Linked DNA regions of Homo sapiens: all the other regions are linked to region 4. Evidence: chromatin loops called from intact Hi-C (ENCODE). Cell type or tissue: heart left ventricle. All regions are shown on one strand. Links, peaks and the distances in the headings refer to the core of each region. The heading gives the core; the rest is flanking DNA.

Region 1 (6,175 bases), core at 822-5,821, 89 kb before region 4:
CGGGTCTTTCTTCCTCTTCTTATAAAGCCACCAGTCCCACTCCCATGATATCCCAGCAATCCATTAATTCATGAATGGATTAACCCATTCATGAGTGCAGAGCCACATAACCCAATCACCTCTTAAAGGCCTCACCTCTCAATACTGCCAGATTGGGGGTTAAGTTTCAGCATGAATTTTGGAGGCAACAAATACTCAAACCACAGCAACTATAGACTTTAGTTATTATAATAAAGATGTATCAATATATTGATAACTTTTTTTTTTTGAGATGGACCTCAGGGTCCATGCACATGCTGTTTCTCCCCAACAATATCTATTCTCTTCTGTATCTTCAGCAACCTCCGGCCCAGCCCACACATAAACCCACTCAGCCTAAGCTCTCAGTCGATTCCCTGGGAAGCCATCCTCAGCTACCCAGACTAAGTGAGGTTGTGGGTCGCATCCATCCAGGGTGCTGCACTTCTCCCCTAGTAACTCATTGCTCCATGTCTATCTGCCAGCACTGGATGCTCCTTGAGGGCAGGACGGTGCCTGTCTTCCAGACCTCTGTGTCCTGTCCCTAGCACAGTGATTGGCCCAGAGTAATCCCAAGTTCATGTTGCTGAATGGCTCAGATGTGTAAATGAATGAGATTCAGAAGCAACCCACACAGAGTGGGCTCCAGGGCTAAAGGTGAGATCACCCAGTGTGCCTTCTATGACAGGTTGAGAGCCGTGAGCCCATCTGACCTCAGGAAAGAAAGACATAGAGCAAATGGGTACCACTTGTGTCTGCTGGTGCCAGGAGGCACCAGAGATGCTCTCTGACCCTAACACTGCATCAGCAAAAGGTCTGAAGGTTGAAATTTTTATTTTAGATTTCATCAAAAATCTACTCTAGCCCTTGGATAAGTTCTTTTAAAAAAAATGAGGTATAACTTACATACCAAAAAATAGTAAAATTCACTCTTTTTAAGTATATAGTTCCACAAATTTTACAGAACATTTCCATCACCCCCCACAAAGATCTCTTCATGCTCATTTGTAGTCAATACAAATCCCAGCCCCCAGTGCCCACTGATCTGTTTTCCATTCCTTATTGTTTTGCCTTTCCCAGAATCTCATCTAGACTGAATCATGTAGAATGTAGTCTTTTGAGTCCAGTCTTTCTCACTTAGCCTAATGCATTTGCGATTCATCAATTTAGTTGCATGAATCAATAGCTTGTTCCTTTTTATGGGTGAGTAATATTCCTTGGCATAGATATACCACAATTTGTTGATCCTTTCACCAGTGGATAGATATCTGGGTTGTTTCAAATTTGGGGCAATTATGAAGAATACATGCATACAAGTTTTTAGGTAGACATATATTTTCATCGTTCATAGGTAAATATCTAAAAATGGGATTGCTGGGTCATATTGTGGATTTATGTTTACCTTTATAAGAAACTGAAGGGCAGAATATTTGAGAAGAGTAATTGTATTTCTTTCTCCAACACATTTTGGTTGTGCACCTACTATGTCCAAGGCAAACCAAGGGTGTTTCCCCAAACAGCTGGGGATGTTCCTGCTCCCCAACCTCTGCTTGTGCTATCTCACCAGCAGAAAAGCAGACCTCCCATACATTTCCTTGTCCTTGGGCCAAGAATTATGGCAGACCAGGCACTGCGGTGGATCCAAGAGGGGTGGAACAAATGTTCCTGCTCTGCCAACAACAATCTGAAGGATGGAAAGTCCCTCTGGGACTCAGGACCAACAGAGCTGCAGGTAGATGCCAGGAGATACAGGACAGAGAAGAGTTTAATGGTCTAGGTGGCATCATCCAGATAAGGCAGACTCTGGTCCAGCTCTGGGCCCACCCTACTGTTACCCGGTATTCTAGAATATCATCTGCATGTGGTGATGTTCCCTTCCTCTGATTTCTCTACTACTTCCCGACACTCTGGTTTGGCAGCTGGTTGTCTACGCTTTGGGCACCCCTTATATTCTTGCCCTCTACCATGGCTTAGCTTTCAGCACTGTGTGCTTCCCAGCCAGCAGGAGCTCCCTGAGGACCGAGGCCTGCCGTTCTCAGCACACCCAGATGCATTTGGCTCTCTACAAAATACTGTCCAAGAATGCTCTTTAGGAGGCTTTAATGATTTATAATCAAAACCAACTGCTTGCATGGAAACAGGAGTTCCAAATACTTGCTCTAATCATTAACTTTATGTGTCAACTTGGCTGGCCCATTGAACCCAGATATTTGATCCAACCTGTCTCAATTTCACTGTGGAGATATTTTTTACATGAGATTAATATTGAAATCAGTAGATTTTGAGTAAAGCTGATTACCTCCTATAATGTGGGTGGACCTCATCCCATCAGTTGAAGGCCTTAAAGGAAAAGGATTGACCTTCCCCAAGGAAAAGGGAATTCTGCCAGCAGATGGCCTTGGGGCTCTGCTACAACAACTCTTCCCTACTCTCCAGCCTGCCCTGCATTATTTCAGACTTGCTAGCCCCCACAATCACATGAGCCAATCCCTTAAAATAAATCCCTCTCTCTGCATATATATATACATATAAATACATACACATATAGATCATCCATCCATCTATCCATCCTATTGGCTCTGTTTCTGTGCAGAACCCTAACGCACTCGCCCACACCATGCTTCCCACTGTGACATGAGGAGCAGGTGGGCAAGGGTAAACCTGAGATCGGCTATGGCCCAAAGGGTCAGAGACATGGTCTCACGGGGCCAAATGGTCACCACCTTGTTACCATCCTAAATGCGGCTCACCCCAAGACCTAGGGGGCAGAGACCACCAGGCCCCTGCTCTCCGGGGGCAGGTGCTGTGGAGGGGGACTTGCGCAATACCTGCTGAGGTCCTTGGCCGGATCTGGGCAGGAGGGAGTGGAAGCTTCTACTCTGTCACCAGCTGGGGCAGATGGCGAAACTATGTGTTCTGCAGCCGAGGGAGGAAGACCCGCATGGGCAGCAGCTGGGGAGATGCTGGGGACACAATGAGGGAATTATTCCACATGGTGCTGGGCTCATTAATGGCACATTCATCAGGCCCCATTCACCCCACCCAACCCACCCGCCCACACATGGAATGGACTCTTTAAACCCCAGCACTTGGCTCCCCGGCTTCCCCATCCAGGCCTCCACTTCTGCACAGCAGGGCCTGTGGCTGCAACGAAGTGGCTCCCAGGCCAGGCCCTTAAGCTCCTCCCTCCTTAAGCTTCTGTAGAACCGGGTTTCTTTAACAGAGGCAGCTCAGGTGTCCAGGACACGCTATGTGAGTTTTCTCGTTTGATTTTTGTTTAGAGGAGAGGATTTTTTTTATGATGATTTCTATTCGTTTGTGATAGGCAATGAAACTCTACAAGGTGAGAACTAAAATACAACTTTACAAATTCCCCAGGCTTTGCCCGCAAATCCCAAGGCTGAGAAAAATCCAGGGGAAAAGGATGATGGGAAATTCGGGAACCTGCCCCGGGACCAGTTGGGCCACCCGTGTCCTGGGGGAGGAATGAGTTTCAGAGACGGAGTGTGGCCCTCGAGTAGGGAACGAGTGCCCCCTGCTGGACAGCCAGGGAACCACAGCGTGCGGGGCCTCCGGGGGTAGCACTGGAGACCACTCCCCACAAAAGCCAAAAGGCACAGGCTTGCAGTGCAGAAGAGGTTCTGATTTTCCCCACTGGCAAAAAGCAAGGCTAGCAACGGCCTCCACAGACTAAAGCCTGGGAACAGCTTTCAGGGTGGTACCCTCCCAGCCTCTCCAGCCATCCCTGCTCTGGTCCACAGTGGGACTGGCCAGGCTGAAGGTGTCTTGGGGTAGCCAGGCTGGAATACAAGACTCAGCACAGACGGCCTGAAACCCAGCCTGAGGTGGTAGCTGGGGTTTGTGGCGTCACAGCCCTTGCAGTGAGGGATCACTGCTTCCCTCTGCGGGTAAACACCTCCAGGGAGCTCCCAGATTGCAGGAGTCCAGGGTGCGTGGGCCTCTGGGCTGCTATGTCTGCTCACTCCATCTCTTCGAGGTCCACCTGACAGGCTAGCACCCTGGTCTGAAGGGCAGCTGCCATAGGCACCCACACTGTACACTGGACAGAGGACTCAGTCTTGCCCATAAGTCTGGTCACAGCTTAGCAGATTCTGCAGGTCCAGCAGGCACTTCCCAGCCCCTCACCGTCCTGGCCTCAGAGCTCCACGAGGACAGGGGCCACATCTGCCACATCCACCGCAGGATCGCAACCCTGGGCCAGGCCGCCCACAGCAGGCAGAGGGGATACCGCCAAGTGTCCAACTGGCTGCAACCAAGTGTGGGAGCAGAGCCAGGGCTGGAACCCATGCTGCCTGCTCCCTCGGGGCTCCACAGAGGAAAACAGAGCCCAAGAAATAACGACCTAGGAAAGCCCAGAGCAGACCAATCCACGGGGGAACAAAAATTACAAGTGCTTGGAGGAAACCCAGCAAAACAGCAAAGTGGATTCACAGATGGAGTGACTGGCCTCCTTTGTCAAACTATTATTTGCAACAATTTGGGCAGTGGCTAAAATTAATCATTTTGTAAAAGAATGACTCAAAATGAATAATGCAAACTACCAGAGGCATTTAAGCTCCTTAAGAGAGCTATTTTGCACTTTGGAGGCTGACATGTACTCATAATCGGCAAATGGACCACTTACAAACGCAAACTACTAGTCTAACTTCGCTTTCTCAAGAAATTACACTGCTGTGCTCCCCCCTCCACCACACACATCCCACCAAGATTTTACTTAGTTTAATGCAAATTGTGGAAAGGTGGTATTGTTTGTGGTTCTGTGATTTAAGGGTACTGTTTATCAAACTGCAAGGAAGGATCTCTGTCTTAGAAAACAGTGGCGGGTGGGGGGGAGATGCTACCTTAGATCTGTGGCCCGCTGCTAATCACAACAAAGCCAGCTCTGTGACAGCTGACAGCCCTGGGATCTGATGCAGATGCCCAAGGCTACACCTGCCCCATCTCTGAGAACACCCTGGGGCAGCACAACCAAGGCTCACTCACCAAGCTCCCCCGCCTGCCCTTAACACCCACAGCTGCTCCTGTTCCTGAGGGGCCACCTGGCTGCTCCCTCCTCCCTTCCTTCTGTTGGTCCCAACTGCCATGGCCACACCCTTCCTGCGCTGGCTGGGTCCCGTTAGCCAAAGGCATCAAACAAGTGTGACTCAACAGCTCATTTAAGAAAGGCGCCCCCCTCCTTCCACCGCCTGTTGGCTCATACCCAGGGGCCGAGGAGGTCAGGCTCCCACGAGGAAACACTCAGTGACTCACCATCCAAGCCCAAGCGCTAACACATGGGCCCCCACAGACACCTCCTGGGCCCAACAGAACTTCTCCTCTTCCCTCCTGACCCTCCTCCTCCTCCCCCAATTTTCCCAGCAAGGTAGTGGCACCATCAGCCCGCCAGGCCCTGGCACTGACTTCCAGTTCTCTCATTCCCATGCCCCTCATCACCCCTTCCTGCTGAGTCACCTCCTTCTCCTTCTGGAATCTGCCCTCTCTGAGCAGGACTCCTGGGCTATCCTGCTGTGCCTGCTTTCCGTTTTGTCCCCTCAGATCCAAGGCCCCACAGCCACCAGAATGACCCAACTCAAGTTCTGATCAGGTCCTTCCACTGAGTAAAGCCCTCCCTGACTTTCCACGGCATTCGGAAGCTGGTCCTCCAGGAGCCTAGTCAAGGTCCCTTGAACTCCCCCTGAGCTGCCAGAGGGCAATGTTGCTCAAGCAAAGCGAGTAAGCAGGTAGGGGCAGCCGGCAGCCAGCTCCTCACCAACAACCCCAGTCAGCTCCCATCTGCGTTCAAGCCTCCCGTGACCAGCAGTGACTCCTCTTAAAGACATTGTTCTCAGGAAGTCGGGCCCTGAACAAATGCCCAGGACCAATCCCAGGCCTTTGCAGAACCTTCCAGACAGCTGCCAAACCCAGCCCAGAGAGAGCAGGGCACTGATATGGGGTCCGCACATTCTGTAGTCTCATTCCACCTGCTAGAGTTATCTTGCTGTCTTCCTCTGGCGGAAAGCTAGCCTGGGGCTAAACATCTGGGATGCCTTTTTCCATTTAAGGAGTTAATCAGTGTTTTCCAAACCTTATTGGAATAACGAAGAAGCTGAATTCAAATTCATGTAGAGTGTTTATATTTTTGGAAGAGGAAGGATAT
Region 2 (6,175 bases), core at 544-5,543, 160 kb before region 4:
AGGACAGGTCCCGGTCACAATCCTCTGCATGCTCTTCTCAGACTCTGCTCCAAATGGTCCATTAAGGAAACAGATGGACACACAGATTCTTCCCTCTATGAATCTCCTTTTATGATGGTTTGTTTCAGGGAATGACCATGAATTTAAAAAAAAAAAAAATCAGGATTTTGTGTCTTAGTTACTTGAGCATTCCTGCTAGTTTTACGACTGTGACTGCTGTGCGAGGCTCACACAGTGCTTCAGGCCTGCACATCAATATCACCAGAATCACCTGACAAGCATCTCATCAGTCCCTGGAGGCAGAAAAAGGGGGATCTTATCTCCATTTCCACTGGAGAGTGGGAAGTGGAGTAGGGCAGGGTGGGAACCTAGAGAGGTCAGGACAGAGCTGCAGCTGGGACCTGAGCCCCTATCCCCAGGGCTGAGTGCTTCCCTCCACTGCCCCCACTCTGGCCAGGGTCTGCAGGCTGGGGCTTTGCTGGCTCAGATTTGGAGGGGTGGCAGGTCTGTTTTGTTTTATGACCCAGAAATTAGCCCTAACATACTGACAGGCTTGACGATAACTTTCCTTGGTCTGTAAACAGGGTAGAAGAAATGGAATCTATCTGATGGAGGAACTGGTAAGAGGGACTCTAATCAAGACAGAACCTAAGCCCCACTTCTTTAGGGGAGGGGCTTCCCTTTTCTTCCCACTCCAATTTTGGCTGCACAATTCAGTGCTCCTGACACTTGCTGAGTTTCTTCACCTTCTCACTGCATATTTGTTCATCTCAAGAGACTTTCTCATCTCGACAGTCCTAGAAGTTCACAGCAGATGAACTGGCCTGAATGGAGCAGAGTGGGTCCTCCAGAGCCCAACTAATGTTTTTCCTGAACGTCTTCCCACTCTCGGGACACACTCTGATCTTCCGCAAAGTGAAGGGACCAAAACAATGTGAAGCAAACATCGAGGGACCCTCCACACAGAATGCAAGAAGAGGGTCTTGGAAACAGGCCCGGGATGAGCAGAAAGCAAAGCTTTGTCAACAAGCGAAGAAAACCTCCCCCGGGGGGGGCATAAAACCATCAAGATCAAAGGAACACTGTACCTGGGAAGGTGGATCAGAGAGAGGAGACCGTTTTGGCGACTTTTTCACCCTAAATGTGTCACTGGAAACAAAATGGAAAACGTAAACACAACAAGCAGAGGGACGGAACACTCCAGAGCAGTACAGAGCGGACCGAAGCTACTGCCTCTGCGGAGCCATCTGGCCCAGGCCACCCTCCCACCTCTGTCACTCCAGCACCAGCGAGAGGCCACGCCGGCTACCCACTCTCACTTTTTAACAGCTATTATTTTTGCCCCCAAGGGAAAGATCCATCAAGCTGGAGATCTTTAAAGAGATGCCATTTTGGAGAATGACCCAGAAAATGAAGCTAAATTTAACTAAATGTTCGTATTTTATAAAGCAAATTTCTGGTGAGCAGATTAATTTATCTGGATTCTTCCAGGGGTATCTGAACCCAACTAAGGCTAGGGGAGGGGCTCTAGGCTCAGGACACCAATTTACAGACGGGCAAGGCGACACCTCACTTAATGAACAACTGAAGGGGGCCACGCAGAAATAGAAAGTTCGGGGTCCTCAAGGAGAACCTCCTGAATCCTCCCTATCACAGGATCTTTGAGCTCAATGGATTCCCATGCTCTGAAGGCTTCTAGGTGGAATCCTGACTAAAGGTAGGGCCAGGGGAGAGATGATTTTTTTTGTCTTCTCCTAACCATGGTAAACAGACAAGATTCACAGCTCTTCTCTCCCTTTTTCTCCTCCATATGAATAGCGGGGCTGAGAGGCAAAGGAAACCACCAAATCAGACTCCTGAAGGGTCAAGGAAGCAGATCCCAGGAGAAAGGGATGCCTTTTAGCCTGAGCAGTTCCATTAAGTCCACCGAGCAGTCTGGGGGTCACTTCCACAGTCAGAATGGGGGCTCTTTCCACCCTGTAGACTGGCCCCTGCCCCGTCTCCAGCCCCTCCATGGGTTGGTCCCACTCCCAGCAAAGCAAAGGCTTTGGGGGGTGATCCCTCTCCTTAGATCCCACCACCCTCCCCTGCTTTGCATGTTAACTGGGTGGGCAGAGCAATTTGGCATTCAAGTTCCTTCCTTGTGTTCTCTCAAATCACTCCAACAATGGCATTTAATCATGAAAAAAAAATAAATGGCTATTTACAGCATTTATAATATTTGCCATTAAAACAGTGCAATCGCAGCTTGAAGCATATATTTATTCATGCATATAAATATATAACCATATATTTTATAGTTGCTAAGTGGCTCAAAAATACTCAAGAAATCCCTTGGGCAGAAGAGAGTCTGATGGACTCGACCCTATCCTGGGACTGCTGGCCACCTGGACTGGCCGGCTTCCCTTCTAAGGACAGGGAAAAGTTGCATGTCTTTGGACCCCCCCGAGCTGCCCACAGATCCCTCCTGGCCATGGGAGGCAAAGCAGCAGAGGCACAGAAATGGTCAGCTCTGTTTCTACTGACAAGTGGCAGGGTGACCCACAGATGGCAGACAAGGCATGCCGACACCCAGCCAGGTCCTGGGTGACTGAGGATGCAGGACTGGGGCAGCCTGGCGATGGCTCTCACAGCTGTGTGCTCCACTCTGCACTGACCCTGCATTTCAGGGCACTCTGTGGGCCTCAATTTGGAACGGCCCAAATATTTCTGCTTTACATGTTAGCAAGAATAAGCTGTGGCCGTCGCTGCCTGTGGTTAGACCAGACAGTTATTTTAACGTGAAGCCACAGTAGTGTTGAAAGCAATCGCCCACTAGCCCAGTTTAAAATGAAAAAATGTAATGAAGAGTTTAAAAAAAATGTTTGATTTCAGATGAAGACATCCAATATGCAAGGGAAGGAAAAAAGTTCCATTCCTGATAAGCAGGCAGATGCTGGATAATCACATTTTCACAGCCAAGCAGTCTCTTATGCAAATCACTATGAAACAGAAAAGTAATCTTTGCTACTGGGGAGCCCCATGCCCCATCATTCGCAGGCCCACCACAGAAACACATCAGTAGCAGCCAGAGGGGAAATAAAAATGGCTTGGAAGCAGAAACAAAAGGCAGAAAAATAAGCACATTTGGCATAAGAGGCAGATTGCATTAAATTTACTTACAACAGAGAACACACAGACATCACATCTTCAACCATCCTAAGACAAGAAGACAAAGAAAAAGAGAGACAGACAGAAGGAACTGACAAAAAAGATAAATCTGCAGACAACTGGTTATTAATGGGTTAGGATATGGCGGCCACCGCTGTAGGGCAATGCCCCAGCTTTTTGGAAGGAGCTGCTGGGGAACAGCTTCCTCTCTTGATCCTAATGATCCCACAAAGCCGTGGTGCCCCAAGAGCTTTGTCAGACCCACGCAGGGTCTTCCACGCCAAAGTCCCTGTCTGCACTAGAGGTGAGGACACAGTTGGGTAAACTTCCCTGACCCCTGTTAGCTCTAATATTCAAACAAGAAAGTGACTGGGGACGCCTATGAGACACAGAACATATCTTGGAGAAGGAAGAGGTGGCGGCTAAGGTTGGCTCTCATTCCAGATGAGAGAGCACGGCCTTGCAGTCTAGCCATTGCAGACTTCTCCTATTCCAGGCTTGAAATCAAGTTTCCAACGTGAATTCTAGAGAGTCTCTAGTAGGGACCTAGTTGAGTAACTGATCTAAAACAAAGTCCCCATTTTGGCCAGGATGGCCTCCAGCCACCACTAGACAGTGGCAGGTTGATCTAAGGTAACCTGCTGTAGAGACCTCCTCTCAGGAGGCCCTGGGTTCTTCTCAGAAATTCAATGTTAGGGGGAGCCCAGAATGGGAGGTAAACATGTCGTTCTGTCTCTTTCGTGCCAGGCAGACCCAGAGGGGCCAGCGCTGTGGTCTGTTCTGCTGCCCCTGGGAGACTGATCTCCTCAGCCTTGTTAAATTACTGACAATACTTCCCGTAAGAGTAAGGAAATCGCCAAGATATTAACCACAGGGGCCAAAGAATAAAGGACCAGCAGCCATCCACATTAGAGCCGGGTCCTGGGGTGGATTCTGGAGGCATGGGTGTTTGATATTTAAGCACGATGTACTTGGCCTTGTCAAGTGTCTGGGGACCATAGAGCCAAGGACCAATGGCTTCCTGGGGATTGTGGGGATTTGCTCCCCACTTTCAGGTTCCATTTATCTCTTCAGAACTTGCAGGGACTTTGTCTACAAAAGATGACTGGAGAGAAGGAAGGAGACAAAGAAGGGTGTTTCTTACGGGCTGGTTGGAGTGCAGCAGGGAGGGGCCCAGGCCACATCTCTCATTCCTGAGCCTCCTGGAATCTACTATGTTTGTAGGTTGGGCTAATGTCTCATTAATAGGCAGAAACAAGTACTATACATTTTAATATTTTAAAGGGTGTATCTCCCAGCTTCTCCAAAAAGCAATCAGTCACCAACAGGGAGATGAACCAGATCTCTAAGGACCTTTCCCCTTCCATGGGATCTCCCAGATTGCTCTGGAGTTGAACATTAGGTCTTTGGCTACAAGTAAAGCTCCAGCCCATTGATTTATTAAAGCAAAAGATCAAGGACACAAAGGGGTATGTGGATGGGAAAATGCCACCACTGTGACCGCAGAGAGGAAGGAAAACACGTACATTGTCTGCTTGGTGCAACGGCCGTAAGCGTGGCATCATCACAGCACCCAGGGGCAAGGTTAGGGCAGTCGAAGGTTATCCAGGCACATGACCAAGGGTCACAGCCAATGCGCACCCCCGCCTCTGATCCTTACCACCTCCACCCCTGAACTTACGTCTTTAGGGGCGTCTTCTTCTTCTTGGCGGGCTTGTTTAGCCCATCCCCGTCCACTCCATTGGCTTCCATAGCACTGGCTGGGATCTCAAAGGAGGCTGGGGATTTAGAAGGTGAGCTGGGGGTCTTAGAGGATGTCTTAAAGGGGTCAACGGACTCATCACAGGTGTCTGGGTCAAAGTTGTATGATTGTTGGGGCAGTTTGGGAGACTCCTGCATTTTTGAGGTGGAAGAAAAAGGGTTAAAATTGGGGTCATCCCACTTGTCAATATCAAAGGTGTAAGTACCTTTAGCAATGGGGATGTCATTGGGTTCAGCAGGGGATCTGGGAGGTGAGGCAGGAGTGTTGTCAAGTTTCTCGGGTGTCTTTTTCATCTTTGGCCTCCTCAGGGGCATTTTGGCAACTGGCTTTTTGCCTATCTTTTTGGTAGGAGGGGGGTTTTCCTGCTGGTTGTCCCAACTACTCTTGTCCTCAGAATAGTCAAACTCCAGCCTTACGGAGAGCCCTTTGGCTGGAGAGTCCTCTTGCCCCCCGCTATCCGATGGGGTTACCTCCCCTGCCTCCGGGGCCGTGGTAAGAGGCAGCGTTTTCCTCCCGACAGGGGGTGAGTTCTGCACTCTGCCACCTCCAGAAGCCGGGGGGACAACCCCTTCTGCACTCTCTGAGTCCAGAGGGCAGGCAGCTTTGGGCCCCACAGCGGGCTCAAGGGGCGTCTCCTCCAATAAGGCTGGGCTAGGACCTTCCGTCTTGGCAGATTCCGTTTTCGTCTCAGATGCTAGATTCTCCCCACTGGGGACAAGGCTCTCTTCATCTGGCTCCTGTTGCGTCTCCTTCACTGGGGGGGTCTCTGTGGGTTTCTTGGTGGTCTGTTTCTTTTTTAAGGAAGGCGGCCTCGGTTTTTTAGTTCGCTTAAGGGTACTAGAAGCACTGCTGGAACCCGTGCTATATGCATCTGGGGCAAGGGCCACGGCCTCGGGATTGCCTGAGGAAGAAGCACCATCAAAGTCACTGGCTTGCAGGCTGAGCGACCGGGACAGTGTAGACTTAGAGATGGGGACGGAATCCGTGGACTTCCTCCGTGTGTTCACTTTGCCCTCCTGATTCTTAGCGTCTGAGGCACGAGGCTCCAAGGTCTGAAAGGTATCCACAAGCTCAATGTTGTCAAAGTCCAAGTTGTAAGTCCCACTGCTGGCTATCGGCTTGTCTTCATCGAAGACGGCAGAGAAGGAGTGTGACGGGGGACGGAAGGGACTTCCTTCCACCGAGTCGCTCCGTGGGCCATCAGGGACAGGGACTGTCTCAGAACCACATCCTGGGGAAACACAGACAACGCCATCAATTACA
Region 3 (6,175 bases), core at 668-5,667, 170 kb before region 4:
GGGCCTGGTTAGGAGTGAGGTGGGGAGGCCAGGAGGGAAGGAGGATGCAGAGAAAGTACAACTGAGTTCAAGTAGGAACGTGGCCAGGGGAGAAGACGCCACGGCGTTGGTGAGCTGGACTTTGTTCAATTCACCAACATTTACTGAGCACGCTCTCTGGGCCAGGAGCTGTGCTGGCCACTGCAGATAAACAGAGAGGTAGGGCAAGAGCCTAGACCTGGGCTGACCATAGCTGAATGAGCCCAGGGCAGGGGCAGGGCCTGGAGAGCAACTCAGCTGGACTAGAAACAGGGGCTGTGGGACTGGCATCTCTCAGTGATGGGAAGACCTTGAAAGACCCCCTCCACATGCCCTGCTGGGGTCCCCAAATAAGTCCCTGCAACGGCCGGCAGGTATGCTGCTCTGCACTGCCATGAAATCTCTGGGTGGCTCTGCTGTTCCTGAGCAGGGCATGCTCCTCACGAATTCATCCGCGAGGCCTGCCAACGCACCAGGCAGTGGGTGGTGGCACAAGAGGAAGGGGCCCCTTGTGGTTTCAATCCATTTAAATCAAAGATCTCAAAACACACGACAGTTCCCCTTCAGCGGTAAAATGTCTCGCCCTCAGTATTATGTATATGGCCTCAGCTACTGGGGACACAGGTGTGGCCACAGAGCTAAGCTCTTTAAGCAACGCACAAGGGGATGATGACAAAGCCCATGTGCTTTACTCAGGAAGCTGTGATCTCACTGACGTGGCGCATGAGTTAAGCCTGTGCATGGGGACATTCTCCCACCCAACCTTCAGGTCTAACTTACAGCAACCTGCAGTTTGGAAGCAGTAACCCCGGCATCTATGACTAATGCAAAGAAAGATAAAGAGCAACATATCCAGGGCCACGTAGTGCTGTAAGCAAGCAAGCCCTCCTGTGTGCCACACGTCTCCGAGGGCATCGCTGACAACAGCAAGAGGTCACCCTTGGAATAACATGCCCTAGGGCAGCAGGTATTATGCCAGGAAAGACAGTGCCCATCATAACCTCTTAAAATGAAAAACCAGGGAGAAAGGCTTATTGCCCAGAGAAAATATTCAGTTAATTAAAACAATTTCTCAAAAACAGCTAATCGTATACCTGAAAAACCATCACCACCTCTTTTTTTTTTTTTTTTAAAGAAATCTCTAGCTCTTTCTCAGTCTAGGAAAGTAATTCTGCAGGACGTCTAATTGTATTCTATCATTTTCTCCCTGAAAATGTCAAACGAAGTGGATTGAGTACAAACCTCAACCCCCCAGCCCCAGTCCATCACTGCTGTGCACCCGGGAAGCTGTGTACACAGAAAACACTCGATTTGGGGTCTGAGCTCCCAGAGACACTCTGCACAGGGGAGGAGGCCCCTGAAGGCAGGAAAGCGAGTCCCCTAAGTGGCCCGAGGCAGACGAACTTACAGGTAAGGAGGAGCCAATTTTCTCCATATATTCAATTTCATAGGAGTTTCTGTAATCCAACTCTGCAAAAACAAAAACAAACACAAACACAAAAAAACAAAAGGTGAGGTTAGTGCCAGAGGAAAAAAATGGGAAGATCTGAGCCAGGCAGGGTGGGAGCTATCACAAGGCTCTGGGCTTTCTGACGGTGCCCACTGTCTAGAGACTTCTCATATAGCCTGAAGAAAAGGCTCAGTTCGGCTATTTTCAGACAAACGGTAAATGTCTTGCTGTAAAGGGGCTTCTGCCATTAGGGAGGCTGAGAAAGTCCTGAGGAATTCCATGGCACGACCAAGCACAGCCCAAGTGTGGCCAGACCTGAGCACTCTGCGCTGAGTGTTCCCATAAGACAGCACGTGCATTCTGGGTGCGGGTTTCCTCTGTAACTGTCAGGTGAGACACGTGGGATGATACATCCTCATGATGTTTTGGAACTGGACCCTTACTTGTCCCTCTCTGGGTATTCAGCTCTGGCCACCCTCTGAAGTGAGGGAAGGACGATATTGTTCCTTCAGCGCTGCTGGTTAAGAGAAGCTTTGTAAGTCACCTGGAGCCTTTCCCAGGGTTCTACCAGTGTCTTCAGGGCTGGTCCAAATCTATTTTCAAACTCAAAGACTAGTAAAGTCCAATGGGTGGAGAAATGACCTGTTTCAAATTGATTGGTGAAAATCCCATACACTCAATGGAGACGGCAAACACCACTGCCTGCCTCGAGTACCTGGAAACTAAGCTGACACTCAACTGAACTCCCCATCCAGCAAACGGATGAAGCACCTCCTATATGGTTTGCACAGTGCCAGGCATAGCAGATACAGTGGTGGATAAGACCAGAATGGACTTCTGTCTTCACAGAAGCCACAATCTAGAGCTACCAGATACCTCTTTTCTACTTAAAAAGAAAACCAAGAGGTGAAGAGTGACCTGCTCAGAAACCCACTGTGAAAAAGCATCAGTGGCAATCCATCAAGTTTAATCTTTCAACTTTTTTTAAGATGAAAATAAAGATAAATAGCAGTTCTGGTTTAAAGCCCCTTTATTTCTGCCTATTGCTAAAGGCATCGTCAAAAAAATATCAGCTTTAAAATGAGCTATTTCCTGGAGGACTTTCATAAAACCTGCAAATGGCTGAATAACCTCAACTACTTAAACACGTGGACAATCTTTCAGGAATCTCTAAATCTCCCTTGGTGAGGCAAACATATCCTTCTACTCAGCATGGCCAGCTCATGAAATCGAAGACAGTTTTGTGATTAAAGGCCAGAAAGCCCTGTTGCATCCTGAATAAAGATGAGTAGAGAAAGTGTGTTTCCAACTCTCACACCAAGCCTGAACCCCAGGGTCTGCCCCAACTTAAGACAGAAGCATTAATTTGTAAAGTCTTAATCGCCTCCTCACCTTAAAAATGAGAAGCAGGACAGGGCACAGTGGCTCACACCTATAATCCCAGCACTTTGGGAAGCTGAGGCTGGCGGATCATTTGAGGTCAGGAATTCAAGAACAACCTGGCCAACCCCATCTCTACTAAAAATACTAAAATTAGCCGGGCACATACCTGTAGTTCCAGCTACTTGGGAGGCTAAGGCAGAAGAATCACTGGAACCCAGGAGGCACAGGTTGCAGTGAGCCAAGATCGCACCACTGCACTCCAACCTGGGTAACAGAGTGAGACTGCCTCAAAAAAAAAAAAAAAAAAAAGAGAGAGAGAGAGAGAGGAGGAGGAAGGAGACAGGGATGGACAGGGTGATATTTAGGGTCTCTTCCAGATCTATCTATCACTTTCCAAGTATAAAACTCTGGGACTATCATTTTACTGTTCTATTATAAGCTGTTTAAGTTGAGAAAATAATAGTGAATCAGCTGCCTCTTCTAAGGTATCATTACGATTTCCAAGGCATTACATGCCCTAAATGATGTAACAGAAATCTCTAAGCACACTCCAGTACAGCACAGGGCACCCAGGACACACCAAACGAGCAACAGACCACCGCAGAGTTTTTCCAGGGGCCTGTGGCCCCGGGCGAGTGCCCGGCTCTGGTAACCAGCTCGCCTCACTAAAGTGTCCCACTTGGAACCTCAGCTCTTCTGGTGGCTGAATCTGGGTGAGTTTTAGGTCACGGAGCTCACTCATCTGCCTTCTCTGCTACCTGCCAAAAGGAAGTCCCTTCCCACTGTCCTGTGTCCCCATTCCTCCCTTCAGAAGGAGCAACTGACGGTGCAAAAGTGGGGTACTCTGACACCCACATTAGTGTTTGCATTTGTGAGATGCCTGGTTTCAGAAGGCCCGCACTCCTCCCCATCAATCCCAGATGAGTGGCAGACGCCTGGAGATGCTGCTTCAGAACACGCCCTGCTTGTTGCAATCACGGTCATTTGGGATCCTGATTTATAATTTACAGAATGACCTGGAGAGGATGTAAAAAAAATAAATACTTCCTCCTGTCATCTTGGGTGATCTCTGCTATTTTGAGAAAACATCTTCCTGAACTTGGTTTTCAAAATTTCACTCATCTGCTTCAAATCCTAAGCCTCAAAGGGCAGGCATGGGGGTGAAACCACATCCAATTTCAGCCCTATTTTCACACCATGCCACACACAGCTGGCAGGCCAGGAAGGGTGATGTCACCACACCAAGTGGCACATCATATTCTCAACTGGAGGAGATGGTCCTTGCTAACGTGTGTGGCTGCTCCTAGCTGAAGAGGCTCAGTCATCGTTCACGGGTCCTGTCGTTTCTGAGGGCTGCTTTTGGTAATTATTTCATATGGGGGCACTGCACAGCGAGGGGCCTTCAATGCTGCTTTCGTCTGTCTCTAATTGCTGGGGGCTTGCTAGGAACAGGAAAGAGCCCCATGCAGAAGCCAGAAGGATGCCACTGAGTCCAGGTCTCCATTGCTAGGATCAGGGAAGCCAACTCGCCTGATATCTCCTTGCCTATTGACTTATCTTCCAAGTGGAGCTCAAAGTGCTTATATTTTGTAGGCTAAAATGAAATACTTTAAGATAAAAACCCTTCGATGGGTAACACAAATGTAAAGGAGCATGATCAGATATATTCCTGCTCATGGCTAGTATTTCTGGAACTTTTAACCTAAGTGACATTATATTAGGGGAGAAGAAAAGAGTCCAGGGAAAGAGACAGGGAGGCTGCTCCCAGCTTCCCCACCGTCACCCTTCTAAGTGTCTGCAGTGTGACAGAGACGGCGCCTGCCGTTAAAGAACAGCTGAGGCTTCCAAGGAGGGCACTTTCCCCTCTGTCAGAGTGGGAAGGAGGGACTAACAGAGCTGTGTTAAAGGACACAGGGCAACTGGGTGACCACCAAAGAGTCACTGAGACTTCTGAATCTAAAACAACTGCACTCTGTCAGGGTCTCTTGGACAGCCAGGAGAGGACTCAGCTGTGTAGACCAATAGTTCCTAATCTTTTCCTCCACAAGGACTACATGGGTTAAGTTTTCTCCCACTGCATCACGCTTTAAAAGACTGCACCAAAAAAGGGCATTTACTAAGCAACCACGCAAAGAAAACCATTTATAATTGTCAATGAGTTCTTCATCCGTGGAAGATGACCAGTGTCATCCTAGTGAGTTGATACAATTACAGCCCAAATATGGTATTTTAATCCCCTGGGCATCTTTCTAACCTAGTTACATTCAGGTGTTTTGAAATATTAAAGACAACTTGAAGCTCTGCAACATTCTGCTCCTATGGACCTAGGTAGGAAAGTGTGAGTAGGTCAACAGCCTCATTCTACAGACGCAGGCAGCAAGCCTGTTCCATGCTCACATAAAGAGCACAGCTGTTAAGTCAGGCACACCTGGCTCTCCACGGATTTGTGCCAGGACACTGGGGGAGTCACTAACAGCTCCAAGCCTCTGTATCCTTGTTCCTAAAATGGGGAACTGTAGAAAAGCACTCTGCAGACTGAGAGGATGAAATGAAATCATGAATGTAAAAGACTCTGCACAGCTCAAAGTAAGTCCTCACCCAATGACAGGCCCTAGCTTATTATTGTTACCTATAGAATTAATGATAGTGAATATGTATTTAAATCATAATTATTATTTCTCACCCAACATTTCCTTTTCCTGTGGTTGGTGACTTTAGTGTAAGTCTCACATCACAGCTGGGGCCCCGCCCCACACGGATTCTTTCTGACGATCAATCACATCAGCACCCCTGGGTGTGTGTCTGGTGCTGCTAGACTGGACCTCATTACATTAATGGTATTTCCACGTCCAGATGCTGGGGGGACCCTGGGTGTGTTAGCGAGGTGGATGCAGTGGGGCCCACACCTCCTGAAACTGCAACTGTTGTGTCTTCACATTAATGGATTTTTTATTGTCTACCAGCTTAAATTATAGTCATGACTTCCCAAATCTTCCCATTTTCTAAGGTAATGGGTTTAACCAAGTTTTGTTCCAAACCCATATATTTACATATTTGTTCAATTTTTACAGAAAAAAACAACTGTCAAATATGTCACTCAGCTAGTAAGTTGTCTGTTTTAGTACAATGTAGAAGATGGACAAATAAATGCCACCATTGAATGAGGTATATATTAGCCCTAAAAGTACTGTTAGTATTTTTATATTTCCTAAGGAAAAAAAAATGCATGTATTTGGTTCCTGATGGTAAAACTAAAGACACACACATATCAAAATCATATGTCCAGCTCAAGTTGGCTTCTTTCTTTTTTCTTTTTTTTTTTTT
Region 4 (6,175 bases), core at 283-5,282:
TCTTTAGGGTCCCTTTGGCCAAGAGGGAGTCTGTTCAGCTGGATGGGGGGCTTAGGATTTTACTTTTATTTCTCATTCTTTGACTCCACCTCTTCCGCCCACACCCAGGCAGTCACCGGGTTCTGTGGGTTCTCCCTTGGGATTCCTTCTGGCCACCATTCCTCTACTACAACAACATCCCCTAGTGCCCCTTCCAGCCGGCACCCTCCACCCCTCCAGTGCACCAGTCAGTGCCTCACCCTTATCTTCAGAACACTTTCCTGGCATGCATAAGCCCTTGTTTATTTTATTTTATTTTTATTTTATGTTTGAGACGGAGTCTCACTCTTGTTGCCCAGCTGAAGTGCAGTGGCATGATCTCACCTCACTGCAACATCTGCCTCCTGGGTTCAAGGGATTCTCCTGCCTTAGCCTCTCTGGTAGCTGAAACTACAGGTGTGCGCCACCATGCCAGGCTAATTTTTGTATTTTTAGTAGAGATGGAGTTTCACCAGGTTGACTAGGCTGGTCTCAAACTCTTGACCTCACATGATCCACCGGCCTTGGCCTCCCAAAGTGCTGGGATTATAGGCATGAGTCACTGTGCCCAGCCCAGCCCTTGTTTAAAAGCAAACAAACCACAAAGCACTTCCCTAGCTTCCAGTTACCTTCAGGAAAAAATCTCAACCCCTCACCTGACTGACAGATTCTCCTCAACATGGCGCCACTCCTCATACCTTGTTTTCAGTGAACGTCACCACCTGGGTCTGCACTCACTTCCTACTCAGCCCTAGAGAGGTCCAGTTCAGGAATTCTGCCCCTGCCTGGAATGGCCTCTAGAGTCTGCCCCTTTCACTCAAGCTCCCTCCACCCCTGCCAGGAGACCCTCCTTGTCCACTCCAGCTCTCAGGGAAGGCTTCTTCTGAGCCCCAACAGCACTGGGCTGAGGTGGTCACACAGCCGCGTGGCAGAATGCAGCAGTCTTCATTGTGTGGTCTCTGGACCAGCAGTACTAATACCTGGGAACCTGTTAGAAATGCTCCTTCCTGGCTGGGCGCAGTGGCTCACGCCTGTAATCCCAGCACTTTGGGAGGCTGAGGTGGGCAGATCACCTGAGGTCAAGAGTTCGAGACCAGCCTGGCCAACATGGTGAAACCCCATCTCTACTAAAAATACAAAAATTAGCCGGGCATGGTGGCAGGCACCTGTAATCCCAGCTACTTGGGAGGCTGAGGCAGGAGAAACGCTAGAACCCGGGAGGCGGAGGTTGCAGTGAGCTGAGATCGCACCATTACACTCCAGCCTGGGCGACAAGAGTAAAACTCTGTCTCAAAAACAGAAAAAGAAAAAGAAATGCCCCTTCACAGGCCTCACCACAAACCTGCTGCATCAGACTCCCCAGAGGCGAAGCCTAGAAATCTGTCTTAATCTGCCTTGCAGGTGATCTTGGTGCCCACTCAAGTTTGAGAACCATCAGATAACAGCTAAGACTCCAGGCTGTTGAGTTTCCACTCTCCTTCATTCAGTGACAAAGTGAGACAGGGTATGGATGGGACTTGGCCCCCACCAGGATTCTACTAGACCTTGCATACCCCATCCAGTGCCATCCCCGCTGACCAAGAGACCTTGAAGAAGCTAAGGTTAGCAGCATTCCACCATCATCTTATTCAAGGAAGTTAACCCTATTGCCCGCATACGCACAAGTCCAGAATGACCCATCTTCACCCACTGGCTCATCGTAATACCAAAATTCCCACCCAGGTGGGGCTTATCTGCCATTTTTTGGGTTTTGTTTTGTTTCATAAACTTTTATTTTGCGTTCAAGGGCACAAGTGCAGGTTTGTTACACAGGTGAACTCGTGTCATGGGGGTGTGTTGTACAGATTATTTCATCACCCAGGTATTAAGCCTAGTACCCATTAGTTATCATTCCTGATCCTGTGCCTCCTCCCAGCCTCCTCCCTCCAATAGGCCCCAGTATGTGTTGTTCTCCTCTATGTGTCCATGTGTTCTCATCAGTTAGCTCCCCTTATAAGTGAGAACATGCAGTGTTTGCTTTTCTGTTCCTGTGTTAGTTTACCAAGGATAATGACCTCCAGCTCCATCCATGTCCCTGCAAAGGACATGATCTCGTTCTTTTTTATGGCTGCATATCTGCCATTTTTTGATCATGCAATATATGCCCTAACATGTTTTTCACTGTGCCTGTGCACTCTGTGCTCTACCCCACACGTGTAACGACGCTCCCATACCTCATGCTTGTTCACGTCACCCTTCTTCACTTTTTTTTTATTTTTTTTTGGGAGACGGCGTCTTGCTCTGTCACCCAGGCTGGAGTGCAGTGGTGCAATCTCAGCTCACTGCAACCTCCACCTCCTGGGTTCAAGCAATTCTCCTGCCTCAGCCTCCAGAGTAGCTGGGACTACAGATGCATGCCGCTACACCCAGCTAAATTTTTGCATTTTAGTAGAGATGAGGTTTCACTGTGTTGCCCGGGCTGGTCCCTAACTTCTGAGCTCAGGCAATCCACCCACATCGGCCTCCCACAGTGCTGGGATTACAGACGTGAGCCACCATGCCCTGCCCACCCTTCTTAAAACACCAAAAAGACCTGTCCTCGGGGAGCCAGCCGGAGAACTTTGCTCCAGCGCTCTCTCCCTTGTGTTCAAACATAAGCCCCTCACAAAGCCTTGTTTGGGAGATCTGTTTGGTCTTGTGTCAATTACCATTGCCTGGGAGCCTAAGCACTGTGGTCAGAAACCAAAGGCGCCGGGAATTCAGCTAGAAATCACTCAAGGTCACTCCCTGCCTGATTCTCACTCCCTGAGAAAAGCCGGTCATCTCGAAACACTGCCCTTGACCTTTTTCAGAAGAAGGAGCACAGGAAATGGAAGCACAGGAAATGGCCAATGACCAACAATTTTTGACCTAACTAAATGGTAATTTCCTCTGGTACAACCTAATATTAATAGCTCCATTATCTGGCAAAAGGTTGTAAGATAAAATCAGTTGTGTCTTAAGGATCTAAAAGGAAAAAGCTGCTCAGTCCCTGGTTGATGATATCCAAGAAGGGCGGACCAGGGACCAGTCCAGACTGCTAATCAGCTGTACTGCTACATCAGCTGTACTGGCATGGACACTGCTGAGCAGAAAGAGATGCTACTGGGGTTAAGCTTCACCCTAGGAGGCTAGGATCATTCTCCCTCAAGAACCCAGGGGCCTGTGCAGGGATGGTCATCAGGGAGGCATGTCCCAGACTCTGGATGGTTGAACTACGCTGGGCTAAGTTACAACAGCGCCACCACGTGGCAACCAGAAAAGCAAGACAGTCGAATTGATGGGACCCCACTCTTCCTATTGAAGAACTTTGGGGATGAGTAAACCCCATGTTCTAGCATAATTCAGAGGGAGGGAAGAGCCTCGAGGAGAAACAATGGACTTTCTACCTCTAAGGTAGATTACATCATGCTGCAAGCCTCAGTTTCCTCATCTGTAGAGTGGAGATGATGCCTGAGCAGAGGGACCATCTTTGGGAATATTCACACACGCATTCTGCCTATATTCTTCCCTCGCTCCATGCCCAGCAGGTGGCCACTGCAGGCCCTTCTGTGTTTTTTGCCTCTGGATTTTTCCAAGTAGAAAACAGAAAGAGTTGCAGGTCAATGCGTCTTCCCACCTTTTGTAAAAACTTACATCCTTTGAAGAGAAAATGCTGGTTGTCCAATGAGGCCAAGGGACAGATGCCTCAAGGCCAATGCGCCTGAGAGTGGAGAGAAAGGGCCCTGAACAGTGGGGAACCTCTGAGAGTCCCTCTCTACTTCCAGACCGTGTCCTCTGGTTCAGAGGGGAATGAGCAGGGAGGGTGCTCGAGGAAGCGGTCATGGGCTCCCAAAGCCTCGCCAAAGATTTCCTCCTGCCTACGGTTGTGGAGAAGCAGCACAGTCCCTCAGCCTGAGGGGCAGTGTGGTCACTGGCATCACAGGGAAGGTGCTGGGGTTGGGGAGGGAATGGATGATGGTCTCAATGCACCAGGCTCTGGAGAGAGAAGTCCCAAGGATGGCTGCCCTGGGTGATAATGGTTTGGCTGTGTCCCCACCCAAATCTCATCTTGAATTCCCACGTGTTGCGGGAGGGACCTGGGGGGGTGACTGAATCATGGGGGCTGGTCTTTCCCAAGCTGTTCTCATGATAGGGAGTGGGTCTCACGAGATCTGATGGTTTTAAAAACGGGAGTTTCCCTGCACAAGCTCTCTTCTCTTTACCTGCTGCTATCCACATAAGATGTGACTTGCTCCTCCTTGCCTTCCACCGTGATTGTGAGGCTTCCCCAGCCACGTGGAACTGTAAGTTCTTCATTAAGCCTCTTTTCTTTGTAAATTGCCCAGTCTTGGGTATATCTTTATCAGCAGTGTGAAAACGGACTAATACACTTGGCATACCCACCAGCCTGGCAGGTAAGGACTCAGGATCAGAACCGAATAGGTTTTAAAAAAAATGCAATGATCTATTGCACACACAGAGCATTTGGCATAGTGTCTGGAACCCATATGCAAAATGAATGATAAATGCTCTTTATCCTTGTTGGTGACGCCAAGGACAGGTGACTCACTGAAACCGCACACAGGAGCCCTGCTCCGTCAGGAGCGATGGACTCACTGTCAGCCCTTGCAGAGTAGGAGGGCCTGTTCCTTCTCGATAGATGGTTTCTGAGTTAGTACAGGGCCCTGCACTATAGACACACACACATTTATAGAGGAGAATCATGTTTTTAATTGTGAACAGGAAGCTGCTTTTTTGAGTGTGTTCTTGGAAGGCACCTGTTTGTTTTTTTTTTTTTTTTGAGGCGTAGTCTCACTCTGTCGCCCAGGCTGGAGCGCAGTGGTACGATCTCGGCTCACTGCAACCTCCACCTCCTGAGTTCAAGCGATTCTCCTGCCTCAGCCTCCTGGGTAGCTGGGACTACAGGCACACGCCACCACGCCTGGCTAATTTTTGTATTTTTAGTAGAGACGGGGCTTCACCATGTTGGCCAGGGTGGTCTGGATCTCCTGACCTCGTGATCCACCCACCTCGGCCTCCCAAAGTGCTGGGATTACGGGCACCTCTTTTATGCTCAATTTGCATGCCAACGAGAGGCAATTCTTCAAGGGAAAAATAATAATTGACTAAAGCTGGGGAACAAGCAACAAAAGACATTTGAGCTGCTGCTACTCTTCAGTCCAGCTGTGACACAGGCCTCGAGCAATTCCCAGGCCTCAGGAGATCCCAGGACCTCACCAAGAGGGAAAGAGAAGAGCTGGACCCTGGGCCTCAGCAGCCACAGTGGCTTCCCTTGTGTGGGATTCCAGAAAAGACAAATGCATTCACTAGTTTCATAGTCATCCAGAGCCAAGTCAGAGGTCTCATTAGAACCAAAGACTAAAACCTTTGTCCTGTGACCCTGATGAAAAATTCATGGAAATGGAACAGACACGGGGGTCTGGGGAAGTAGAGGAAGCACCATCTTTAGCAGAGAATAGAGATCAAAGGTGCTGTTTGAGGGATCATTCTGATTCCCTCAGCAAAAAACACTCTGCCCCATCTGATTGCCATTTCCCTAAAGAAATCCAAAGCTCCTGCCAAGATGCCCCAAGTACTTCCTCTGGAAAGCCACATAGCCCAAGCCACCCACTTCCATGCCCCAGGCATGAAAATTCCTGCCACCAGGGGTTGCTCTGACTTACCCAAAGCAAAAAAAAAAAAAAAAAAAAAAAAAAAGTCACTTTGAGTCTCAAGGTTTTGCAAAGCTATGAAGTAGCATGTGAGTCAAAGTTGCATTGTCTATGACAGGGGCCTATCATTCCATTTTGCATTTTTGTTCCACAGAGTTCCTGCTCATTTGCTTCCCTTAAGGCCTGTCATGATACACTCCTGAGAGCTGGGCTCCAATTTTGCAGGGTTTTTCTGACCAAATCCATGGCCTGTTTGCGAGTTGAACCCACGAGCAGTTATTAAGTGCCCCCAGCGTGCCTGGCCTGTGTCCATGCTGGACACCAGGTGCTCGAGTCTGCTGGACTACTGCTTGTATCCCCTAAAACTATGAGTGTGGGGCCAACATGGGGAGAGGCCCAGGAGAGAGCCCCGGCAGGGAGCCCTAGGGCCTGGCTGTGGCTCATAACAAGAGCCAGTGACCAGCCAGGCATGGTGGCTCACACCT
Region 5 (6,175 bases), core at 264-5,263, 200 kb before region 4:
AAAAAAAAAGAAAGAAAAAAAAAACTCTCATTGCCACTATGGCCCCTGCTGGGGCTGCTAACGGTGATCTTCCATCTTATTGGAGTGCCCACCGTGAGCTGCTCACCATGCTGAAGACATCCCAGGCACTCTGGCCTCCCCTGGTTCCCTCAATAGTGCCTTCAAGGAAGCCAGTATTATCCTCATTTTTCAGTGAGGAAATGGAGGCTCAGAGAAGTTAAGGGTTGTGTATAAGGTCACACAGCCAGTCAGATGTGGCAAGCCTGGAACACAAATTCAGGTTGCCCCAGCTCCTATATGGCTTTGCCATTATAACTGTTAAACAACGTTATGTACAGTGACTGATGGCTAAGAGGCATCAGCAGACCCGTTAGAAAGTGATTCCCGGAGGTTTTCCAAGCTCTCTCTTGGCGTCATCAGCCACCACTAAGCAAACTGCCTCATCATAAAGCTCAGCTCATGGAGCAAAAGCCTTTACAGAGCGCTGATTGGGCGAAATGCCCAGCGCCTCCATTCAAGAATTGTCTGGGTGAATCATGTTTCTGAATCTCTTTAAGATGGGACTATCCCCTAGATATCACTCAGGTCTTTCAGGGAAGAACCTGTGTGATTTGTTCATTCCTCTGGAAGTTCAGTTTAAGATAATGCAATTTAAACACCATCAAACCCTGATGGAAATGGGGGAACCATCTCAAACACACACATTGCTACATTTCTCACCAAGAAACATTGTATGTTCAACTGCTACAATAGCCAAAATGACTGTGAAGTATGGTTTTTATTTCTTTATTTTAGAGACGGGGTCTTGCTGTGTTGCCCAGGCTGCAATGCAGCTGGCTACTTACAGGCACAATCACAGTGCACTACAGCCTCGAACTTCTGGGCTCCAGCAGTCCTCCCACCTTAGCCTCCCGAATAGCTGGGACCACAGTCGCATGCCAACATGCCTGGCTTCTAGTATGATCTTTATTTTAATGAAACATTCCATTTTTCAAGTCACCAAATATGCCATACATAGATTATCAAGAGACAAGGAATAGAAAATGCACACTCAACACTAAAACCATAATGATGCTCAATAAATACTGGGTGAGTGAGCAAAAACTTGCACTTGACAGTTGTGACCGCATATGTCGTTCTGAGGATACTGCTAAGAACAATCATCAGAGCCTACAAAACAGGTAGTTGAACATATGCATATTCCAAACTATTTTCTAATGCAATTTTGATATTAAAACTGTCTAGTAGCCATCTGTCTTTTTCATCCTAAGAAGAAAGGTAAAAAATTAAATTAATGTCACACCTATAATCCCAGCACTTTGGGAGGCTGAGACAGGAGGACTGCTTGAGCCCAGAAGTTTAAGACCAGCCTGGGCAACAAAGTGAGACCCCATCTCTACGAAAACAAAAATTAAAAAAATTAGCCTGGTAGGGGGCACATGCCTGTGGTCTCAGCTACTCAGGAGGCTGAGGCAGGAGGATCACTTGAGCCCAGGTGGTTGAGGCTGCAGTGAGCCATGACTGCACCACTGCACTCCAGCCTGGGCAACAGAATAAGACCCTGCCTCAAAAAAAAAAAAAAAAAAAAAAAAAAGAATGAAAATAATGATCTGTAATATGAATAAATTCTGGATAACCAGGAACATCCAATAGGGCACAGGGCCTAGTGGAGACTGGGTGAGTATCAGATATGGACCTCAGGGAAATCCATCTGCCCAACGATACAGGCTTCTAATTTTCAGGGCTAGATGGAACCTAGACACTGAGGTGGGGTGCGAGGCTTGCCCAGGGCCATGACAGATGGTGCAGTGGGGACAGGAGCCCCATTTCTTGCTCCCCAGGGCTCCTTCCCCAACATTACTTAGGTGGAGTGAGGACTGGCACCTGCCCAGGGCAGAGATCACCACTGCTTGGCCCAAATGCCCCTAGAGACCACCACCAACCACAGTGGGCAAAGGAGGACAGCCAATCCCCTGGGGCTGGCTGGGTGCTCCTGCGGTAGTAGAGGCCACTCGGGAGGCACATGGATTTCTGATGCCAACAAAGGATGCCCCATCACTGCCTATCAAGGCCCAAAATGCAAAAATTGTGCTGCCAACCCAGGCTGCTGGGCTCGTGGATGACTACGCAGGGGAACCCCAAGGCTCAGGAAATTGACTGGAAGGAGGCTGCACATCTGGAAATCCTCTCCTTGAGAAACACATCCAAGGAGGGAGGCTGGCCCTCACTCACACACACGCAGTCTCAACAGCCCAACGCTCAGAGGGCCCTCCTGGGCTGAGGGAGCTTCTTATCTGGACACCCAGGGAGACAGTGCTCACAGTGGATGGAGGGGTGCCAGATCCAAAAGGAGGAAACCTGCGCACAAGCTCAGTGTCCTCGGGAAGATCACCCCTGTCCCTGGAATTAGAGGCCACCTGGGCGCCCTTCCAGCCCTGACACTGCTCATGTTCTGCATCAGCTGGCCACCACTGCCAGGGCCTGGTGGGCACCCCATCCACTCACCCAGTAAGCATGCCGGATGCAGAGGTTCAAGGGCTACGCCTAACACATTGTAGGCACTTAATAAATATCCAACAAATAAACGAATGTTGAAAAGGAATGAAAATGGCAGTAAACACACATGCAGGCTGCAGTTCCAGGAACGGTGGAAAGGAAGCTGGTCTTAGGGCTGGCATGAAATTGGAACTTCTAGAAGGAACCAAGGGTATGCTCATGAAGCATGAATTCGTCTTCAGGAGCAGCAGTGGCCAGGGAAGCCCAGCCTGTCTAGCTGGACTGGCCAGCAGCACAGAGAGCAGCAGCCCGGCCCACCTGGAGGCCACACCCCTCCCCTATTACCTTCTGCTCCAGCGTCCTTTCCAGGGCGTCCACTCGCAGCTGCTCCTTCCGCAGGCTGGCCTGGTGGGCGGCTTGCTCCTGCTGGGCCTTGCCTCGAACCTGAGCAATCTCAGCATTGGCCCTGCGGAGACAGGGAGCTCAGAATTATCACTCTTTTGTGGATCACTAGAGACACCTCCTGCTTCCCAGGTCCAGGCAGGGAGAGTGGCCTGGTCTGGCCCCAGCTGCCACCAACTGGAGCTGGAGCACAGGAGCCCATGAGAACACCAAACCCAATTCCATTGCCATGAGACCAAGGTGCCGGGGCACCCTGGACATTGCAACACGCATCCTCCACTGATTAAATGATGCTAACTGTGTGCCTTCTCTCGAGTCTTATTGAAACACACACTTGGATGATGCCCCCTTTCCAAGCCAATGTCACAGGCGCTGCCAGAGGTCCCAGCCTGCCTGGGTAAAAGGGCTGCTGGGAGGCCCCTGGGAGCCACCCCCAGTGGCTAAATGTTACCTGTCCAGTTTCTCCTCCGCGTGCACCTTCAGGGCCTGGTACCTCTGCTCCTCCTTCTTCACCCGGGACAGGTACTCCTGCGCACATCTCTTCAACACCTCTTCATTCTGACACAGCAGGGCAGAGGACAGGCGTCAAGCCCACGAGAACAAATGCCCAGCACTGGTGGGAACCCCAGGAACTCTCGGATGCAGGTGTAACCCCAGGCGGCCAAGTCTGCCTCCCCAGCCTGCATGGACCCCCTCCTCGCAGGTGGCTCAAGACCAACTTCTGGAATCCTACCCCCTCCCAGTGCTCCCACAATCTCTCCCAATCAGATCCTCCTCCTCCGTGGCCCCCAAACTCAGCCCTACCTTGCGGAAGCCTTCTAGGACCTCCTTCATCTTCTCATATCTTCTGAAGAGGTCGGCCAGAGACTTCTCCACGGAGTTCAGGTCGGCCAGGGCTTGCTCCTTCTCCAGAACCAGCTGCTGCACCGTCTGGTGGGAGACTGACTTCTCTCTCTGTTCGTCCTCTGGCAGGAGAGACCAGGAGCCAAATGATGGAGCCCAGAAAGTCCAAACTGGGTCTCTGGGGCCAGCCGAGGCCTCAGATGCAACTCAGCCTCACCAGTGGGGGCATCTCAAACCCCAGCTTTTCCTTGGGACGAACCCACGCCCCAGAGCCCTCCCAGACTGTCTCTAACAGAACAAAAACCAGAGCCCTGGCTTCCCAGACCCGGGCCTGTGCAGCCTCGCGTGAGGTAGAAATGAGCCATTACTATTCCTTAACCTGATCAGTACGGCCCCTTCACAGGTCTATATTGGTGTCCCTGGTGATTCTATGTGGTTGTTGACAGCAAGCAGACAGATCCGTAAAGTAAAAAAGAAGACATCGCTAGTGAATTTTGCGTTGGGACGATTAAAGGGTGTGAGGTCTGGGCTGTGAGGGATGGGCCCTCCTATGTATCAGGACAGAGAGGAGGTCTTTGGAGATCCTTAACACATCTGGAAACCCAGAGCCCAAAAAAGCATCTCCTCTGAAATTCCATTCACGCAGGCACAGATAGCGTCTTCGATACAGCAAGTGTTGTAACTCCAAGAAACACGGAGCTATTTCCGTCAAGGTTAGCTTCTCAGTGATGTACAATATTAATTCAGTGTTGGCTCAGTTCCGAGTGGCTGATCCTGGTGAGAGGAACCATTGTCCTCTGCCCCACCTCTCCGGCCCTTGGCCATCCCAAGCTAATAATCTGCCCCAAATATCTAGAAAATGTATATTTTTAGATTTGGGGCACATGTGCAGGTTGGTTACATGGCCATACTGTGTGACTAATGCTGGGGTACAGATTTCTAATGAGCCTGTCACCCAGGTACTGAGCATAGTACCTGAAAGGCAGGTTTTCAACCCGTCTCCCTTCTACCCCCACTGTGAACTCCCCAGCGTCTTCTGTTCCCATCTTTGTGTCCGTGTGTACCCAATGTGTAGCTCCCTCTTATAAATGAGAATGCTCAGTGTTTGGCGCTCTGTTTCTGCATTAATTCCCTGAGGACAATGGCCTCCAGCTGCATCCATGCTGGTACCTAGGACATGACTTTGTTCTTTTTTTATGGCTGCTTAGAAAATCATTTCTACACTTATGGGAAAGGCCTTCTCTGACTACTCTACACAAAACACCCCTCTGTCCTCTGTGCGGATCCATCCCCGGCCCAGGTGGGTGAGGAACCATTTGCTCTCTTGGTGACAGCAGAGTGGGGAAGGGAGAAGCGCCCACTCAGAGCTCCTGGGGAAGGAGCTCAGCAGACCTGTCTTTCTACCAGGCCCTCGTCACTGGGGAGGGGGCTGCCTGCCACCTGGAATGACTCCGAGGGCTGGCTGCCATAGACAGATCACATCTGGAAATAACAGAACAACGGGAGCCAGCGCTGACTGGACCCTTCCATGTGGCGGGCACCCTGCTGATTGCTCTAGGTGTTGACTGTCCCTAAGCCAGCACTCAGCAGCCAGACTGAGCTTCCTAATGTGCAAACCAGGCCACCTCACTCCTGCTCAGAGCTCCCCCGCAGTGACCTCCCTCTGAAATGGAAATAACACCCAAATCCTTGCCCACATGCTCTGCCCTCTACCCTCCCAGGCCTCTCTGCTCCAGCCACGAAGGCCTCCAATGCCCCAGGGGGTCCCGCCCCAGGGCTTCCAGGGCTCTCCAACATTCTCTCAGGGCTCTGATCCCATGTCACCTCCCCAGAGGTACTGGAAATGGCTCCTCTTCCTCTAGAGTCCTTCATTTTCCTCTTTGCAGCAGCAGCCACCCCTTATCATTGTATCAGATGTGTGCACACATGTGTGCACGTGTGTGCGTGCGTGCCTATGCTGGTGTATCAGCGGCTCATCTCCCTGATGAATGCACGCTCTGTGAGGGCAGGCACCAGAGTCTGTTTTGTCCACTTGCTCTGCCCCAGGGCCTAGGATAGTGCCGGGCATACAGGATGTCTTGATACATGTCCATGCGACGAGTGAACAACTTAGAGCATCACAACCACCCGGGCAGCTTTTCTCACCCTCATTTTACAGAAGGCGGAACAGAGGGTTTGAGAAGCTAAGTCACTGTTCACTGAGAAAATGGCAGAGCCCAAAGCCAAGCCTGAAGCCGTGATCATAACCACGTCTCTACACGGGCCCCATGTAATGACAGACCTTGGAGGATGCAGCTCCCTTAGTAGCAGGGAGATTTTGTTGTATGAGTTTCTTTCCCTTAGGTTCCGGACATATCTGCACCTTGCCATACCCCAGGACTAGGCACACTGTTACCGTGTGGTGTGGTGGGGTCATTTCCTCGGTTTCAGCTCC

The links. Hi-C counts contacts between places; a loop is a spot of excess contacts. Peaks named below come from ENCODE experiments on the same cell type or tissue, not always from the same donor. Only the 100,000 strongest peaks of a DNase experiment are listed, where the experiment ranks them.
Region 1: it touches region 4 in a loop (10-fold over the local background); 11 of 110 quality-filtered maps call a loop at or near these places.
Region 2: a loop joins it to region 4, with 2.0 times the contacts of the local background. A loop is called at or near these places in 14 of 110 quality-filtered maps.
Region 3: a loop joins it to region 4, with 4 times the contacts of the local background. A loop is called at or near these places in 15 of 110 quality-filtered maps.
Region 5: it touches region 4 in a loop (2.0-fold over the local background); 3 of 110 quality-filtered maps call a loop at or near these places.

Annotation. Positions count from the first base shown.
Region 1 is chr10:122,140,378-122,146,552 of GRCh38, reverse strand. It overlaps TACC2 (transforming acidic coiled-coil containing protein 2), which reads right to left. Exons shown (of 23, transcript NM_206862.4): 7 at 2,847-2,981. LOC124902518 (a long non-coding RNA gene) reads left to right here. Exons shown (of 2, transcript XR_007062323.1): 2 at 1-249. Among named protein-coding and RNA genes, the nearest start is that of BTBD16, 130 kb to the left of the region's middle. RefSeq lists enhancers at 5,085-5,379, 5,105-5,399. In heart left ventricle, for the core only: a CTCF peak has its summit at 3,576 (motif pointing left); DNase peaks (open chromatin) are centred at 3,533, 4,258, 5,192, 5,762 and 2 weaker places; H3K27ac peaks cover 2,643 bases.
Region 2 is chr10:122,210,365-122,216,539 of GRCh38, reverse strand. It overlaps TACC2 (transforming acidic coiled-coil containing protein 2), which reads right to left. Exons shown (of 23, transcript NM_206862.4): 9 at 4,832-6,143; 10 at 1,089-1,149. Among named protein-coding and RNA genes, the nearest start is that of BTBD16, 58 kb to the left of the region's middle. In heart left ventricle, for the core only: a CTCF peak has its summit at 2,533; no DNase peak of the experiment used is centred there.
Region 3 is chr10:122,220,039-122,226,213 of GRCh38, reverse strand. It overlaps TACC2 (transforming acidic coiled-coil containing protein 2), which reads right to left. Exons shown (of 23, transcript NM_206862.4): 12 at 1,427-1,488. Among named protein-coding and RNA genes, the nearest start is that of BTBD16, 48 kb to the left of the region's middle. In heart left ventricle, for the core only: no CTCF peak of the experiment used is centred there; no DNase peak of the experiment used is centred there.
Region 4 is chr10:122,051,327-122,057,501 of GRCh38, reverse strand. The region is part of intron 3 of TACC2 (transforming acidic coiled-coil containing protein 2); the gene reads right to left. Among named protein-coding and RNA genes, the nearest start is that of TACC2, 65 kb to the right of the region's middle. RefSeq lists an enhancer at 2,494-2,788. In heart left ventricle, for the core only: a CTCF peak has its summit at 3,293 (motif pointing left); a DNase peak (open chromatin) is centred at 3,251; H3K27ac peaks cover 1,708 bases.
Region 5 is chr10:122,246,331-122,252,505 of GRCh38, reverse strand. TACC2 (transforming acidic coiled-coil containing protein 2) reads right to left here. Exons shown (of 23, transcript NM_206862.4): 20 at 3,703-3,863; 21 at 3,350-3,456; 22 at 2,842-2,962. Among named protein-coding and RNA genes, the nearest start is that of BTBD16, 22 kb to the left of the region's middle. RefSeq lists an enhancer at 5,938-6,175. In heart left ventricle, for the core only: no CTCF peak of the experiment used is centred there; DNase peaks (open chromatin) are centred at 2,418 and 5,202; H3K27ac peaks cover 373 bases.